2 separate regions of the Homo sapiens genome follow, and region 1 is linked to region 2. Evidence: chromatin contacts called from ENCODE POLR2A ChIA-PET data. All regions are on one chromosome and are shown on one strand. Each heading gives the region's core, a stretch centred on a gene start or an enhancer-like site at or near the end of the contact. The rest is flanking DNA. Distances are from core to core; before and after follow the strand shown.

Evidence for each region. ChIA-PET counts read pairs that join two places held with the same protein, here RNA polymerase II (POLR2A).
Region 1: POLR2A ChIA-PET joins it to region 2 with 11 read pairs in OCI-LY7. The contact joins two enhancer-like sites. POLR2A ChIA-PET finds 5 or more read pairs at or near these places in 2 of 52 experiments (OCI-LY7 and activated B cell).

What each region holds. Positions count from the first base shown.
Region 1 is chr12:31,295,140-31,301,082 of GRCh38, reverse strand. SINHCAF (SIN3-HDAC complex associated factor) reads left to right here. Exons shown (of 6, transcript NM_001135812.2): 2 at 2,859-3,006; 3 at 5,750-5,849. The coding sequence starts at 2,879. Among named protein-coding and RNA genes, the nearest start is that of FLJ13224, 26 kb to the left of the region's middle. Within about 2 kb of position 2,447, at least 2 of the 41 ENCODE cell types and tissues checked have a DNase peak (open chromatin) inside an H3K27ac peak, as active enhancers do.
Region 2 is chr12:12,731,810-12,736,085 of GRCh38, reverse strand. It overlaps a transcript of APOLD1 not described here. Among named protein-coding and RNA genes, the nearest start is that of CDKN1B, 17 kb to the right of the region's middle. Within about 2 kb of position 1,250, at least 3 of the 41 ENCODE cell types and tissues checked have a DNase peak (open chromatin) inside an H3K27ac peak, as active enhancers do.

The sequences.
Region 1 (5,943 bases), core at 1,198-3,697, about 19 Mb before region 2:
CTCAGTGAAGGTAGTTCACATCCTAGAGATGAGCTGAATGCTGATAGCTTTGAGGACTTGTTTATTTGGGGGAAGGGAAAGAGATGGTGAGGGTAGAGATAGGAATCTGTCTGTCGTAATAGGATTTGGTCTGTGTATTAATGGAATGAACTGGCCTTTTTTGCTCTGCTTCTTTTGTCCTTGCTGAGAAGGGAGGCTGAAGTTTCCAAGAGTTATGGATGAAGTTGGAGAGTATTAGAGGAACTGTTCTCTGACCTTCTTGATGGTAATGCAAGCTGTTGGGCGAGTTTGGAGAAGAGCGCAGGGTGGTGTGAGGACGAGGGCCGTATTAACATTTTGCCTTAAAACAGGAATACACAAATTAAAGCAATAACTGCTACTCTGCTTTCTTGTTTCTGCAATCTTCTGTCATTTGACATTGTTTTTTCCAAAGCAACATGCGACCATTTTCTTCAGGATTTTCTTTTCAGTTATCATATGGGTTTGTTGTTGGATTGAGAAAAAAAAATCTGCCTCATTTGAGCAGGCCTCTCTAGATCTTTTCTTATGACTGTGTAGAGGGTACTTCCTCATTTTTCTTCCTCTCAAAGACATCAAATTCCCAAGCATTTAACTAAAATTATTATCAACTAAAAATGTTTTTTTTAAAACAGTTCTTAGAGGTAACTGTTTAGACTTAATTATTGAAATGCATGAAGGCCTTCTGCCTTGCCCCCATCCCACTCTTTTGCCTGCCTCTCTCACCAACAAAAACATGGCAGAGGAACAGTTTATTAACAATAGCCTGTTTGAAAGGGAAGCTTCAGTTTTTAGCTAATTATTTGCTAATAAAAGTTTTAAAAAAATTTTCTTTTAAAAGTTGTAAAACCTCTGTCTATATTTCAAAACCCCTCAATACCAAAAAAATACACATAAAAAGCCTGGATATTTGGTTCTGAATCATTTTCATTAATACTTGCTATATTATACTAACCAGAATTGGAATGGAATGGGATCAGACGAGATAATCCAAAGACAAATACAGCCATATGTCACACAAGGACGTTTCGGTCAACCACAGACTGCATATATGATGGTGGTCCCAAAAGATTATGATACCATATTTTTTTGTACCTTTTCTATATTTAGATGCACAGATTCTTACCATTGTATTACAGTTGCCCACGGCATTCAGTACCGTCACACGCTGTATAAGTTTGTTGCCTTGGAACAGTAGGCTATCCCATATAGCCTAGGGGTGTTGTAGGCTATTGCCATCTTGGTTTATGTGAGGACACTGATGTCTGCACAAGGATGCCCAATGATGCATTTCTCAGAATGTGTCCCCATTGTTAAGCAACACATGACTGTACTGAAGCTTTAGGTTTACTCATCTAAGTTTATTTCTAAAACAACTTTAAAAAGATAGTGTTCTGTGGTAATAACTCCTAAAACTATGGACACGAAAGTGATATTAATAATTTTCTTGGCCGGGCACGGTGGCTCACGCCTGTAATCCCAGCACTTTGGGAGGCCGAGACGGGTGGATCACAAGGTCAGGAGATCGAGACCATCCTGGCTAACATGCTGAAACCCTGTCTCTACTAAAAATACAAAAAGTTAGCCGGGTGTGGTGGCGGGCACCTGTAGTCCCAGCTACTAGGGAGGCTGAGGCAGGAGAATCACTTGAACCTGGGAGGCAGAGCTTGCAGTGAGCCTAGATCGCGCCACCGCACTCCAGCCTGGGTGAAAGAGTGAGACTCTGTCTCCAAAAAAAAAAAAATTTTTTTCTTTTATTGTTGCTTTATGTGATAATTTTGTGATAATTTATAGTTAGACCCTCATACATACACACATCCTCTGACTTGTCCATTGGAGTTTAGTTTCTATATTCATTGCCTTTTCATCACCTCTCTTAGTCCGGTTGTTTTGGTGAGCTGGCCCTTGATTTGGATATTCCAAATTACTTTTCCTAAGGTACAGATTTACTGCCAGCTACATATTTGCATCCAGCCCCAGAGCTGTTTTCATTCCTTCCTTGACGTTGAGATTTTTTTTTTTTTTAACAGGAGGACTGCAATTTATTTCACTCTACGTCTCTGGGACATTTGCCTCCCACTGTTACTACTCTCAGGCACAAAGCCTTGTAGAAGAGGTCCACAAACCTCTAACAACTAAGGGGCAGATCAGCGGTCAGACAACATGAGCTCGTTCTTTTTTTGTCTTAATGATAATAAGGAATTATTATTATTAAATTCTAACCTTGGATTTTTGTGAATTTTACATCTTCCCTTCAGCAGTTTCAATTCAGGGGCAAACTTGACTGCTTAGAACTTCCCATTTATCACAGAAGAAATCCCCTCTGAATTCCCATTAGGCAAAGTAGTATGGGCTGATGCATAGTGAGCTAGTTGTGTGCTTAGTATCAAATAGTATTCATGGTAAATGCTCAAAACTTCCCCAGAGGGGAATCACGTTAATGCAAATGTGCAAAATAAAAAGGTGTGTCTTAAATTTAAGGATGCATCCTTAATTGTGTACAGCTTCATTATTTTACAGGATTGTTTGTGGCATTTCTTACTTCAAAACCTGATTTTAAAAAATGCTTCTCTTCCCCATTTTTAGATTGCATGTTTGTTAGGCGAGTTAGGAGGTAGTAGAGTCCTCCTTAAATAACTAGGCTTTTCTTTGTGTTTTATACGCTTGCCTTGATAGTGCCAAGAATGGAGGTCGATCCAGGAGGTCTTCCCTTGAGCTGCCTGCCTGTCTTGGTCATATAACACCAAGTTGCTTGGGGGTGGGGTGGAGCAGAGAGAACTCTTTAATGGTTCCTTGTTACAGCCCTCAACAAAGATATGTCAATTCCCTTGGCTTTACAGACTATTGCCCAGAAGAAAAGATGTTTGGTTTTCACAAGCCAAAGATGTACCGAAGTATAGAGGGCTGCTGTATTTGCAGAGCTAAGTCCTCCAGTTCTCGATTCACTGACAGTAAACGCTATGAAAAGGACTTCCAGAGCTGTTTTGGGTAAGATCACCTGATGTTTGTACTATTCTTAGAGTGAAAAAATACCACAGCATACAGAAATATTTGTAAGCAAGGTGATTGGAACAATGTGCTAATAATAAAAATCACTTATTCTAATTTAGGCTGTGTAAGTCTCCTGCTTTTTAAATGAATCAAACAATGCTGACAGCCTACTTTTTTCCAGATTATGAGGAGCTACCACATTAATCGTGAAGCCCCTTAAAGTTGTAGCTAGACAAACCCTTTTGTTGTTGACTTCCTTTTGTGGTTAATTTTTAAAAAGGCTTTTAAAAAAATTACCCTTGACTGGGTGCAGTGGCTCACACCAGTAATCTGAGAGCATTTTGGGAGGCCGAGGCGGGCGGATCACGAGGTCAAGAGATCGAGACCATCCTGGCCAACATGGTGAAACCCCATCTCTACTAAAAATACAAAAATAAGCTGGGCGTGGTGGTGCACACTTGTAGTCCCAGTTACTCCAGAGGCTGAGGCAGGAGAATCACTTGAACCCAGGAGGCGGAGGTTGTAGTGAGCCGAGATCACGCCACTGCACTCCAGCCTGGCGACAGAATGAGACTCTGTCTCAAAAAAAAAAAAAAAAAAAAAAAATTACGCTTGACCGGGTGCAGTGGCTCACGCTAGTAATCCCAGCACTTTGGGAGGCTGAGGCAGGTGGGTCACTTGAGCCCAGGAGCTTGAAACCAGCCTGGGCAACATGGGGAAACCCATCTCTACAAAAAATACAAACAAAAAACTCACCAGACGTGGCGGTACATGCCTGTAGTCCTAGCTACGTCGGAGGCTGAAGTGAGAGGATCACCTGAGCCTGGGAGGTTGAGGAAATGAAGATACTAAAATAAAAATAAAATTTAAAAAGGCATGCATGGTTGGCACAGACCTTTTTGACACCTTCAGAATAGTTAAAAAGTCCAGGATTAACAATAAATGATCAACAAATGTTTTGATAAGAAAAAGTGGTGAAAGTAATTTCTAACATGGGAAATCATTCTTTTTTTCTTTTCTTTTTTAAAGAGACAATGTCTTCCTATGTTGCCTAGGCTGGAGTGCAGTAGCTATTCACAGGTGTGATCATTGTGCACCACAGCCTTGAACTTTTGGGCTCAAGTGATCCTCCCGTCTGAGCCTCTCGAGTAGCTGGGACTACAGGTGTGCACCACCTTACTCAGCAATATAATCGTTTGTTTGTTTGTTGGTTTGTTTGAGACAGAGTCTCACTCTGTCACCCAGGCAGAACTGCAGTGTCACTGTCATGGCTCACTGCAGCCTTGACCTCACTGGCCTCAGGTGAGCCTCCCACCTCTCTCTCCTGAGTAGCTGGGACTACAGGCATGTACTACCATGCCCTGCTAATTTTTCTATTTTTTTGTAGATACAGGATTTTGCCATGTTGCCCAGGCTGGTCTCGAACTCCCGGCTGCCTCAGCCTCCTAAAGTGCTGGGATTACAGGCATAAGCCACCTCATCTGGCCATTTTCATTTTTTAAAACTACAGTGCCTCTCTGGTTTTGTTTGCTGCGAAACTGGAATATTATGGCACATTATTTTACTTGCCAAAGGTTAGCATTTTGATACTTATGAAATATCTACACAGGCCGGGTGTGGTGGCTCACACCTGTAATCCTAGCACTTTGGGAGGCCAAGGCGGACAGATCAGTTGAGCCCAGGGGTTGGAGACCAGCCTGGGCAACATGGCAAAACCCTGTCTCTACAAAAAATACAAAAATTAGCCAGGCGTGGTGGCACGTGCCTGTGGTCCCAGCTACTAGGGAGGCTGAGGTGGGAGGATCACTTGAACCTGGGAAGTTGAGGCTGCAGTGAGCCATAATCCCACCACTGTACTCCAGCCTGCGTGACAGAGTGAGATCCTGTTCACCCCCACGCCCCCACCAAAAAAGAAATATATTTACACATTTCAAGAAAGATTAATTAAACAGCAATGTTTAAAACCGTGATAATCAGAATCTCTTTTAGGTCTTGAGTTTTACTCTTTAATTTTAAAAGCATTTTTTTAAATTAAATTAAAAAAAAAAATTTTAAAGTAGAGATGGGGTCTCCTTGTGTTGCCCAGGCTGGTCTCGAACTCCTGCACTCAAGTGATCTTCCCACCTTGGTCTTCCGATGTGCTGGGATTACAGGTGTGAGCCACCACACCAGCCTATTTAATTATTTAATTTTTTTTTTTTGAGATGGAGTCTCGCTCTTGTTGCCCAGGCTGGAGTGCAGTGGTACAATCTTGGCTCACTGCAACCTCTGCTTCCTGGGCTCAAGCGATTCTCCTGCTTAAGCCTCTTGAGTAGCTGGGACTACAGGTGTGCACCACCACACCAGGCTGATTTTTGTATTTTTAGTAGAGACACGGGATTTTGTCATGTTGGCCAGGCTGGTCTCAAACTCCTGACCTCAAGTGATCCACCCATCTCAGACTCTCAAAGTGCTGGGATTGCAGGCGTGAGCCACCGCACCCAGCCTGGCCTATTTAATTTTAAAAGCATTTCTTATTTCAAAATAACCAAATTGCCGTACATAGAATTGGTTTGTTGAATCTAGAAGATAATTTTATTTCTGAAATATTCTATAGAAACAATGGAATGGGATCATCCAGGATGATTAAATTGTATCTATAAACCATACATAGATACAGTTTTTTCCCCAAAAGAAATGTGCTTGCATGAATTCTTTAAGGTAAGGGAGACTGATAAAGGTTTGATTGTTTTCTTATCAGATTGCATGAGACTCGTTCAGGAGACATCTGCAATGCCTGTGTCCTGCTTGTGAAAAGATGGAAGAAGTTGCCAGCAGGATCAAAAAAAAACTGGAATCATGTTAGTCCATCTTTCTTTTTTCTCAATTATACCTCTACTGTATTTAAAGTAACATTAATTTCCCCCTAATTTAGGAAGTAATATATCCCTAGGG
Region 2 (4,276 bases), core at 1-2,500:
CTGCTCCCAGCCTAGTTGTTTGTATTTTTAGTAGAGATGGGGTTTTGCCATGGTACCCAGGCTGGGTTCAAGTGATCCACCTGCCTCAGCTTCTCAAAGTGCTGACATTACAGGTGTGAGCTTATTTTATTTTAGTTTAGAGACAAGATCTCACTCTGTCACCCAGGCCTGAGTGGCAGTGGTGGATTATAGCTCACTAAAACTGTGAATTCCTGGGCCCAAGCGATCCTCCTGCTTCAGCTTCCCAAGTAGGTATGACTACAGGTGCTCACCACCATGCCTGGCTTATTTATTTATTTATTTATTTATTGTAGAAATGAGGCCTCACATTGTCCAGGCAGGTCTTCGATGCCTAACCTCGAATGATCCTCTTCGGCCTCCCAAGCAATCCACTTTGGCCTCCCAAAGCACTGAGATTGCAGGCATCAGCCACTGTGCCTGCCAAGTCACCTTTAAATTATCCAGTGGCTTCCCATTGCACTTAAAGTCCAAAATTCCTAATGTGGCTTAAAAAGCCCATCACTCCAGCCACAGCACTCATTCCTTCTGCCATTGGCTCACTGCCCCCCAGCCACAAGCACATTCTTTCAAAGCTCTTCTCTGACTTGCAGCCTTGGACTGTGTTCTGCTTGGCTCACTCTCCTTCCTTTCCTCCTTTCAACTGGTTAACTCATGCTCAGCTTCCAGGTCTCAACTTGAAAGTCATTTCTTTAGGAGGGATTCTCTAACCCTCGCTCTAGGTCAGGGCCCCTGTTTCAAACTCTTACAGCATCCTACAGGCAGCCACTGGAACATAGGGGAAGGCACTGCAGGTGAGGGGGATGGAATGGCATTTTTTATTTTGTTTGTTTGTTTGTTTTAGAGATGGGGTCTTGTTCTGTTGCTCAGGTGGACTGGAACTCCTGGGCTCAAGGGATCCTTCCACCTCAAACTCCCGAGTAGCTGGGACTATAAGTGGCTGCTCAGCTAAAGGGAGTGTTGGTGGATTTTTAAAGGCCCTTTTCTTTTCAGTAAACACAGGCTGGCTTGGGGAAAGAGTTTCGATTTTAGCCCCTGCTTGCTTCCTCAGTTAGTCACCTTGTCTGGGATCCAAACTGCTACAGCATGAAGCAGAAGCTCTGAGGTCCCTTCATGGCACTCATCCTTCACAACACTCACCTAAATTCCATGGAATAATTACAGCTGTGACGCCTTGTGGAGCTCCAGGAGGCCAGCGCTCCTGTTTGTGACCTTGAAGCCCACAGAGCCTGGCCTTAGTAAAGGCTCCCAGAGACTGCACGCGACAATGCAGCAATATCTGGCACTACTAAGCAACCATTAGGTTACACATTCACGTGCTTTTTTTCTAGTGAGATTATAAACGTTTATTGTTCAGCCTACGCTATTATAAGATCATCTTCTTTTGATTCTGAATATGTGGTTTGTGGCCAAAAATCAGGACTCTAGCTTCCCTGAAAAATAACCTGATCCACAGGGATGGAATGTGTGATCTTGACTAGGAAACAAGAATCACAGAGCTGTAAGCCAGAAGGAATCTATAAATCATCTTCGTTTAACTTCCCCACTTTACAGGAAATCAAGAATTAGAATATTCTCATCTGCAAAATGGAAAGAATCGATACAGTGGTCTCCCATAGCCAATATTCTGAGATTCTAAGATTTGCCCCAGGTCAGTCACATGGAGAGGGACAGCCAAAGATTAGTCGGCTAACTTGAAATGTAAAACTATTTTCCCAGCACTATGTCCTAAGTAACTAATCTAAGGCAGGGAGTTGATCTGGTGAATTCCCAGGCGGATTCCCTGAGTGTGCCAAGTGCCAAAGATCAAGGAATGTGAGTTTTGGGATCATGTTACCAGTAAAATCCCATATGGCAAAAAGATGGAATAACCTCAATTTTCCATGGTTTGTTAAGATATCCTTGAGTTAATGGGGATAATATTTATACCTCATTTATGTGCCCCAGAAGCCAAACCATGTACACAAACATGCATACACTCCTCATAACTCATGTACAGATTTAATGGCATCTGAAGTTAGATAGAAAAATGGAGGAAAAATTATTAAAGAAATGCCTTGTGCTCTGCTAATGTCCGAAAAGAATGAGACCGTATGTGAGACATAAAAACTCTGATTCCATGTTCAAGAAATTGTAAAAATAATTATTTCAAATTTGAAATACCGGCTGGGCGCGGTGGCTCACGCCTGTAATCCCAACACTTTGGGGGACAGAGGAGGGCAGATCACCTGAGGTCAGGAGTTTGAGATCAACCTGGCCAACATGGAGAAACCCTGTCTCTACTAAAAATACAAAAAATTAGCTGGGTGTGGTGGCACTCATCTGTAATCCCAGCTACTCAGGAGGCTGAGGCAGGAGAATTGCTTGAACCCAGGAGGCGAAGGTTGCAGTGAGCCGAGATCGTGCCACTGCACTCTAGCCTCGGCAACAGAGCGAAACTCTGTCTCAAAAAAAAAGAAAAAAAATTGAAATACCTTCATGGTTTTTTCCTTGTTAAAATCTACTGTTAAAAATGCAAACAGTACATAAATGTTTAAGGGAAAGTCTCTTCATAATCCTGCCCTCAGAAATAGGAACTACAGATGTTAATGTGGTGGGTAACCTTCAATTGTATGCCTATATACATGTGAATTTTTAAATTTTTCACAAAAATACATTCATACCATAGATACTGTTCTGTGCCTGCTTTTGGTCTTAATGTGCTATGGAAACTTTAACATTAAGCCATATAACTTTTTTTTTTTTGAGACAGTCTTGTTCTGCCACCCAGGCTGGAGTGCAGTGGCGTGATCACAGCTCACTGCAGTCTAGACCTCCTTTCTTAGGTGATCCTCCTACCTCAACCTTCTGAGTAGCTGTGACTACAGGCCTGTGCCACCATATCCAGCTAATTTTTTTTTTTTTTTTGGTGTTTTTTGTAGAGATGGAGTTTCACCACGTTGCCCAGGCTGGTCTCAAACTCCTGGGCTTTATCCATCTGCCTCTCTCGGTCTCCCAAAGTGCTGGGATTACAGGCATGAGCCACCCTGCCCAGCCAAGATATATAACTGTTAATACATATAAAGCTACCCAGGGTGTTTTAATGGCTATAATTTGTACCCTTCTTGCATATACTATGGTTAGTTCAATCAAATAATCAATTCTGTAACCCTACATCTAAAGGGTTTTTATTTGGTTGTTTACTCTTTTGTTCTTTTTAAAATCTAATATTTAACATTATAGTGATTACTTTGATAAATATATCTTTAGTCATACGTCTGATTATTTCTCAAAATTAAATTCGTAGAAAAGTACATGCTTTTTCTTTTTCTTTTTTCTTTTCTTTTTTTTTTTTTTTTGAGACAGAGTCTCACTCTGTTGCCTAGGCTGGAGTGGAGTGCAGTAGTGTAATCTCTGCTCACTTCAACCTCCGCCTCCCAGGTTTAAGCGATTCTCCTGCCTCAGCCTCCCAAGTAGATGGGATCACAGGCATGCACCACCACACCTGGCTAATTTTTGTACTTTTAGTAGAGACGGGGTTTCGCCATGTTGGCCAGGCTGGTCTCAAACTCCTGACCTCAAGTGATCCTCTCGCCTCAGCCTCCCAAAGTCCTGGGATTACAGGTGTAAAGTTTCCATAACACATTAAGACCAAACCATTTTAACTGTTTTTGCATATTTGAATCTCTTTATTAAATGCCAATTTAAAATATTTATTTTTCTTAACGGTAATAACAGCAGTAATTAACAATCACGGCGCCCAGCTGAAAAGTACATACATTTTAAATGCGCAGTATATAAAATGTGTGTGTATGTAAGGGAGATTTAATATTTTTCTCCAAACGGTTAGCTGTAACCTAACACCATTTATTGCATAGCATAGTTTCTCTCTACTAATTAGACAATTTATGTTTATCATGTAATCAACTCTTCATGAGGCTTTTAAAAGAGAATAGAGAGCTTGAACGAAAAGCCAGAATAAGGTGATGGTTTTGGAGAGACTGGTATCACCAGCAACGTACAGGCATTAAACTTAAAAGCAGGAATGGATGGGGATGTGTTGAGAGCATCAGCCTCTTACATACTTATAGTTGTGCTGGCCTTAAGAGGCTGATTCGGGGGATTTCTATGTACAAAGTAAGGAGATGCCACTAAGCTAAAGATAACATTATTTGGATGGGAGGGATTTTACACTGAACCTGAAAGACGGTCGTGGCTTCCACGCATGCAAACTCTTTGCTTCTTTGGTCACCAATGAAGCTGGAAAAATATCACTAAC